Regions from separate parts of the Homo sapiens genome. Here region 1 is linked to region 2. The links are chromatin contacts, found by Hi-C or POLR2A ChIA-PET in ENCODE. All regions are on one chromosome and are shown on one strand. The core of a region is the stretch at or near the end of the contact, and the rest is flanking DNA. Distances in the headings are between cores, read along the strand shown.

Region 1 (2,769 bases), core at 124-2,623, 370 kb after region 2:
TGAACTTATCAGACTTACAGAATGGTTTAGAAGAGTGCCTTTCACCCAGCCTCCCTAAATGTTAACGTCTTTTATAACCACAGGGCAATGATCAAAATCCAAAAAATAACATTGGTATAATACTATTAACTAATGCACAGGCCTTTTTCAAGTTTCATCAGTTGTCCTACTCATGTCCTTTTTCTGAACCAAAATCTAATTCAGGATCACACGTTACATGTAAGGAGTCGTAACATCTCCCTAGGTCTCCTTTAATCTGAAACAGTTCCTCAGTCTTTCTTATGACTTTTATGACCCTTGGTACTTCTGAGAAATACTAGTCAGCTATTTTATAGAGTGTCCCTTGATTTAGGTTTGCCTGATGTTTCTTCATGATTCAATGTCGATTATGCATTTGCAAGAATACCACAGAAGTGAAGTACCCTTTTCATTGCATCAGTTCAGGAGGCAGTGATGTCAATAGTCTCATTACTGATGATGGTCAGTAACATCATTTGGTTAAGGTGGTGTCTACTGGAAAATTACTATTTTTCCTTTTGTCATTAATAAGTATCTTGGAGCCAGGCTCAGTGGCTCATGCCTGTAATCCCAACACTTTGAGAGGCTGAGGGGGCTGATAACTCGAGCTCAGGAGTTTGAGACCAGCCTGACCAACATAATGAGACCCCATTGCTACAGAAAATTTAAAACGTGGTCAGACATGGTGGTGTGTACCTGTAGTCCCAGCTACTCGGGAGGCTGAGGTGGGAGGATCACTTGAGCCTGGGAGGTCAAGGCTGCAGTGAGACATAATTGCACCACGGCATTCCACCTGGGCAACAGAGCTGGACCTGATCTCAAAAAAAAAAAAATTATCTCGGGGGAACTGAGCATCTCTTCTAAAAGTTTCTCAGGTGATTCTGAGTGTGTTGACAAGTTTGAGATAGGATGCAGAAATACATCAAGATGTAGTGAAGAAGTTGAGAATGTTTTAATTAGAAAGTCTTATGTTAATATAGGAGGAGTGAAGCTAGATGTTCAGATAAAGGAGTAAAGAGAGACTAATGGCTCTTGAGGAAAGTGGAGCCGTCTTGAAATATGTGCTGCTGGGAGTTACTGGTTGGAAATCAGCCCGGTTTAAAGGATTGTTTCTGAGCTGCTTTGAAGTCGAATGACATGGTGTATTGGTGAACCGAATGTGCACAAGTTCCATCACTTTTTCTACAGTGCTCAGAAATTTGGGAGCTCAAGTAGAGAAAGATTTGAATAAAGCACATTTAAGATTATGTAGGGGAGCCAAGAGACCTTGAGCTGCTCGCATGAGTGGCACTGAAATGTGCAGGCTTGGCAGGACCTGGAATGTGGTCATTAAGGGTTCAGTGGATTAGGTGACATGATGATTCAGCAGCTTGAAAAGGATACAGTGTTTGGAGGAGCTGTAAGTGTGAATACCTTACTCAGTAGGTGTGAGGGGACCAATGGGGTGGTAGGAGATGAGAAGGATGTGGTTACAAGGGCAGAGAATATATTGACACAATGCCTGCAGGCCAGAGGTGGGGCCCTAGGCATAGTCCCTAATGCAAGCTGCTATGAAGGGAACCAAGTCAAAACTAAACAAGAACAACCAAGGTTTTGTGTTTTGTTTTGTTTTTTTCCTTCTTGAAACACAGTCTCGCTCTGTCACCCAGGCTGGAGTGCAGTGGCTCAATCTCGGCTCACTGCAACCTCTGTCTCCAAGGTTCAAGATAGTCTCGTGACTCAGCCTCCCAAGTAGCCAGGGCTACAGGCTCATGCCACTGCACCCAGCTAATTTTTGCATTTTTTAGTAGAGACGGGGTTTCACCAAGTTGGCCAGGTTGGTCTCGAACTCCTGACCTCAGGTGGTCCGCCCGGCTCGGCCTCTGAAAGTGCTAGGATTACAGGCATGAGCCACCACTCCCGGCCACAACCAAGTTTATCTGTTGTGTGTGTGTCATCTTCAGTTAGTAAATACTTGCTAAATTGCCTTCTCTTGTGAAACACTTATTAAAATTTTCTGATCATCTTTTGGTAATATTTGGATATATTTTTCAAGCTTTTTGTTTAATCAGCTTATAATTGTCCATGGTTATTTGGTTATTTGTTAGAAATCTTTAAAATGTGGGAGGGGGGATGTCTCGTGGGGAGGGCTGAAAAAGGAGAAATGGAAGAAGAAATCAATGAGTACCAACATAATGATCATTTTGATCTATATAATTTACCTCATCTTTTTTTTTCTTTTTTAAATAAAAGTAGAATGTGAATTGTGAGAAAAAATATTCAAGCAAGTCTGAAATGGAGCAAATACTCTTCTTACTCCACCCCACAGGTAGACGACCATACTGAGTTTGATGTGTATTCTCCCAGAGTATTTTCTCTGTGAGACCATAGGGAATTACGTTGTAAATTGAGCACAAGGCAAATCACAACCAAACTTAACCTTTGAAAACCCTTTAATTGTCCATACAGAGCAGTAAACAGTGTGGCCGTACTGTGACTCAAGATTTCCAACACCGCAAGTATTTCCTCCAACATTGAAACAGACTGCTGTTTCTTTCTTTCTTTCTTTCTTTCTTTTTTTTTTTTTTTTTTTGAGAAGAAGGGAGTCTCCCTCTCTGTCGCCCAGGCTGGAGTGCAGTGGTGGCTCACTGCAAGCTCCGCCTCCTGGGTTCACGCCATTCTCCTGCCTCAGCCTCCTGAGTAGCTGGCACTACAGGCGCTGACCACCACGCCTGGCTAATTTTTTGTTTTTGTTTTTGTTTTTGTTTTTAG
Region 2 (2,729 bases), core at 3-2,502:
GAAAAGAAGAGCAGAAGTAGAGTGAGGGTAGAAAGCCCCTTCCCCCACATTTTCAAATGTACCTGGACAAGCATCCTTATTCACAGCTGGAAGAAGTTGGATTCAGTAGAATGCCATTTGGAAAACACCGTTCTGAAGTGCCATCCCCTCTGGCCCCTGAATCCTCACCAGCTTCCACCCTCTGCTCACCTTGGGCCCTGGATTCCAGCGCCCCCAGGCTCCCAGCTGCCTCCCTGTCTCTGCCCCATGGTCCGGCCTGGAGTTCTGGTCCCTGGTTGTGTCCTGTGGCCCCATTCTCATGCGCCCTTTGCTTCTGTTTCTTTACCTATGACTTTATACTGATGTAAAGCGAGTCTTCTCGGTCGCTTCTTGTTCTCTGAGGAATGATGAATCAGAATCTAAATGGAAAATCTGGGCAGAGATAGAACCTCCCGCGGGAGCCACCCTGCCCTTCCATGTCTAGATCATCTGGGTTCCAACCTCCATCCTCCTCCAATGAGAAGCTTTTGTTCTCTCAAGATTCCAGTGACTTCTCCGAAGCTTAGGTGTCTCTTCACCCCTGGCTGTTCCAAGGCGGCCCCATAGTCAAGATTCCTTAAACCCTTGCCCCTTAAAATGTTTGCCTTTCTTACCATGCTGGCTCCAGCCTCTGGTCCCAGGGGTGTGGAGAGTTCTCTCTTACTTCTGGCTGATTTCCAGGAAGGCTAAGCACACTCTCCCCAGGTTATAATGCTGAGCATTTTGGTTCTCTCCAGCCCTGGGTCCCAATGTCAGGACCTACCTTAGTCCAGTCCATGCTCTCCCATGGGCCTGAGAGAAGATTTGAGGTTTCTGGCTTTCCCTCCAACCCTCCAACTCCCACCCCAAGCCATGTCAGCAAGGGGAAGGGGCAAACATGGAGTTTCCCCCCCAACTCCCATGTAAACTATGCCCCCTCTTAGAGGGCAGAGCAGCTAAGGACAATTTTGTTTCAAGGACATTTTTTTTGGCTGTGTATTGCACAAACAAGTGGACACCCGGGAGCTGGCCCTGCTCGTCCCCTGGGCCCTCCTTCCCTGGTCCTGCAGGTCTTGCTGCTTGTCAGGCCTCTCCTCCAACCCTCTGCCACATTTCAGAAAAGCTGAGAATCCCTTGGAGTGAAAAAGGAGGAGAAACACAGTGTCCGTAGCCCAGAAGGAGGTTAAATACTTTCACTTCTCTTTTCCCCATTTGGGCGGAGCCCTTTCTGAGTCAGTCTGTCGGCCGACTTCCTGCTTGGGGCCTGGGCAGCCACACTGCACGCAGGCTGGGCCGACTGAGGGGCTCAGAGGCCAGGCTCTGAGGCCCACGCAGGGCCTAGGGTGGGAAGATGGCAGGTGGGGGCGGCGACCTGAGCACCAGGTGAGTCTTTATCTCCCTTCCTTTAACCTTTATCTCTGGCTATATTGCAGCTTTCATGCCTTTAGTTCAGTTTGTGCCTAAGGCTTCACTTTAATCCTTCTTTGCAAGAACATAGGTATGCGATGTTATATAATGAAATGAAAGACAAGTAATGAGGAAATCAGATTTTTTAAACAGGAGCAGGACAGCTGTTGGTGTGAGTTCAACTTGCCATAACACACGTGACTTTCTTGTTTTGGATTTACTGCTCAGCTGACCGGGACACTCTAAACATAGCAGTTGTTGGTGGCTGGGATTAACTATTTCCTCATGATCTGTGAACCCTTTCACCCCTCAGCCTTCCTCTACCTTCAAATATGTCATGTCAAAAAAGGTGCTTTAGAAAATAAACACTCCAGGGTAAACACCTGGCTTACTTTTAAACATCAGACGCTGTGGTCTCACCTGTCCTGGCAAGGGGCCTCTGCCGGCTGTTCCCATGACTGGCTCAGGGTCTGAGTTCTTATTCCATCAACCTTGATCAAAAGAAGGAAAGGGAAGAAAAAGGCCCAGGGTGACAAACGGCTAAATATTTTCATTTTTACCTCAATTTCCTGTCCCAAGATGGGGGATACCTCTGACCAGAAAAGAGAAGGAAATCCTAACTTTTCTCTAGTAGTGAGTTGAGAAATAACATTACTTAATCTTTTAAATTTTTTAATACAAAAGAAATACACTGTACATTATTGTTCATAAAATTTAAAACAGTGGAGAAGTATATTAAGGAAAAAGTCATCTTTGCCACTCAGCCATTCTTGTAGCTTCTCTTCCCAGTCCTGTGAAGAGTCTTGGGCACAGCTTTTCTTATATTTTTCTATGCATTTATATATCTAATGCATTTTTTGTAAATACGTAATTTATGTTCTTGATTTATAATAAATTATATTACATGTGCTAGTCTGCATTTTGCATTTTTACTTATTTTAATAGTGGAAAACTTAGAGATCTTTTAACCTTAATACATATAGATCTGCCTCATTCTTTTTATACATGCTATTCCATAGAATTGATATATGATAATTATTTATTCTCCAATTGAAGGACATTTAGATTGTTTTTAAATTGTTCACATTTACCAATAAGCTATCATAACAATGATTATATATTTCTTTTTGGGTTTTTACATCTAAACAAATATTTATCTTGTCTCTAAACCTTAAAAATGTAATTATTGAGGCAAAGGGTCCAGTTATTTACTTGGTCCTGCCAAATTGTCTTTCTAGGAGGCTGAATGAATGTATTTCACCAGTAGCAAATGAGATGAACCATCTTCCTGCACACAGCCACGATTTGCAAAGGTGATGAATGAA

What was found. Hi-C counts contacts between places; a loop is a spot of excess contacts on that map. ChIA-PET counts read pairs that join two places held with the same protein, here RNA polymerase II (POLR2A). Pooled maps may share reads with other maps.
Region 1: a loop to region 2 is called in a pooled map, with 2.3 times the contacts of the local background. The contact joins the enhancer-like site here to the promoter of SP100 in region 2. A Hi-C loop is called at or near these places in 18 of 168 maps with a recorded cell type or tissue (CD14-positive monocyte, CD4-positive, alpha-beta memory T cell, CD8-positive, alpha-beta T cell and 13 more), 9 of 37 single-sample maps with no recorded cell type and 20 of 50 pooled maps. POLR2A ChIA-PET finds 5 or more read pairs at or near these places in 3 of 52 experiments (MCF 10A, T-cell and naive thymus-derived CD4-positive, alpha-beta T cell).

The regions. Positions count from the first base shown.
Region 1 is chr2:230,780,243-230,783,011 of GRCh38, forward strand. The region is part of intron 2 of CAB39 (calcium binding protein 39); the gene reads left to right. Among named protein-coding and RNA genes, the nearest start is that of CAB39, 69 kb to the left of the region's middle. Within about 2 kb of position 1,374, at least 9 of the 41 ENCODE cell types and tissues checked have a DNase peak (open chromatin) inside an H3K27ac peak, as active enhancers do; they include CD8-positive, alpha-beta T cell, HCT116, gastrocnemius medialis and 1 more, where a contact is called at or near this core.
Region 2 is chr2:230,414,949-230,417,677 of GRCh38, forward strand. It overlaps SP100 (SP100 nuclear antigen), which reads left to right and starts at 1,253. Exons shown (of 29, transcript NM_001080391.2): 1 at 1,253-1,380; 2 at 2,643-2,717. The coding sequence starts at 1,349. RefSeq lists an enhancer at 900-1,419.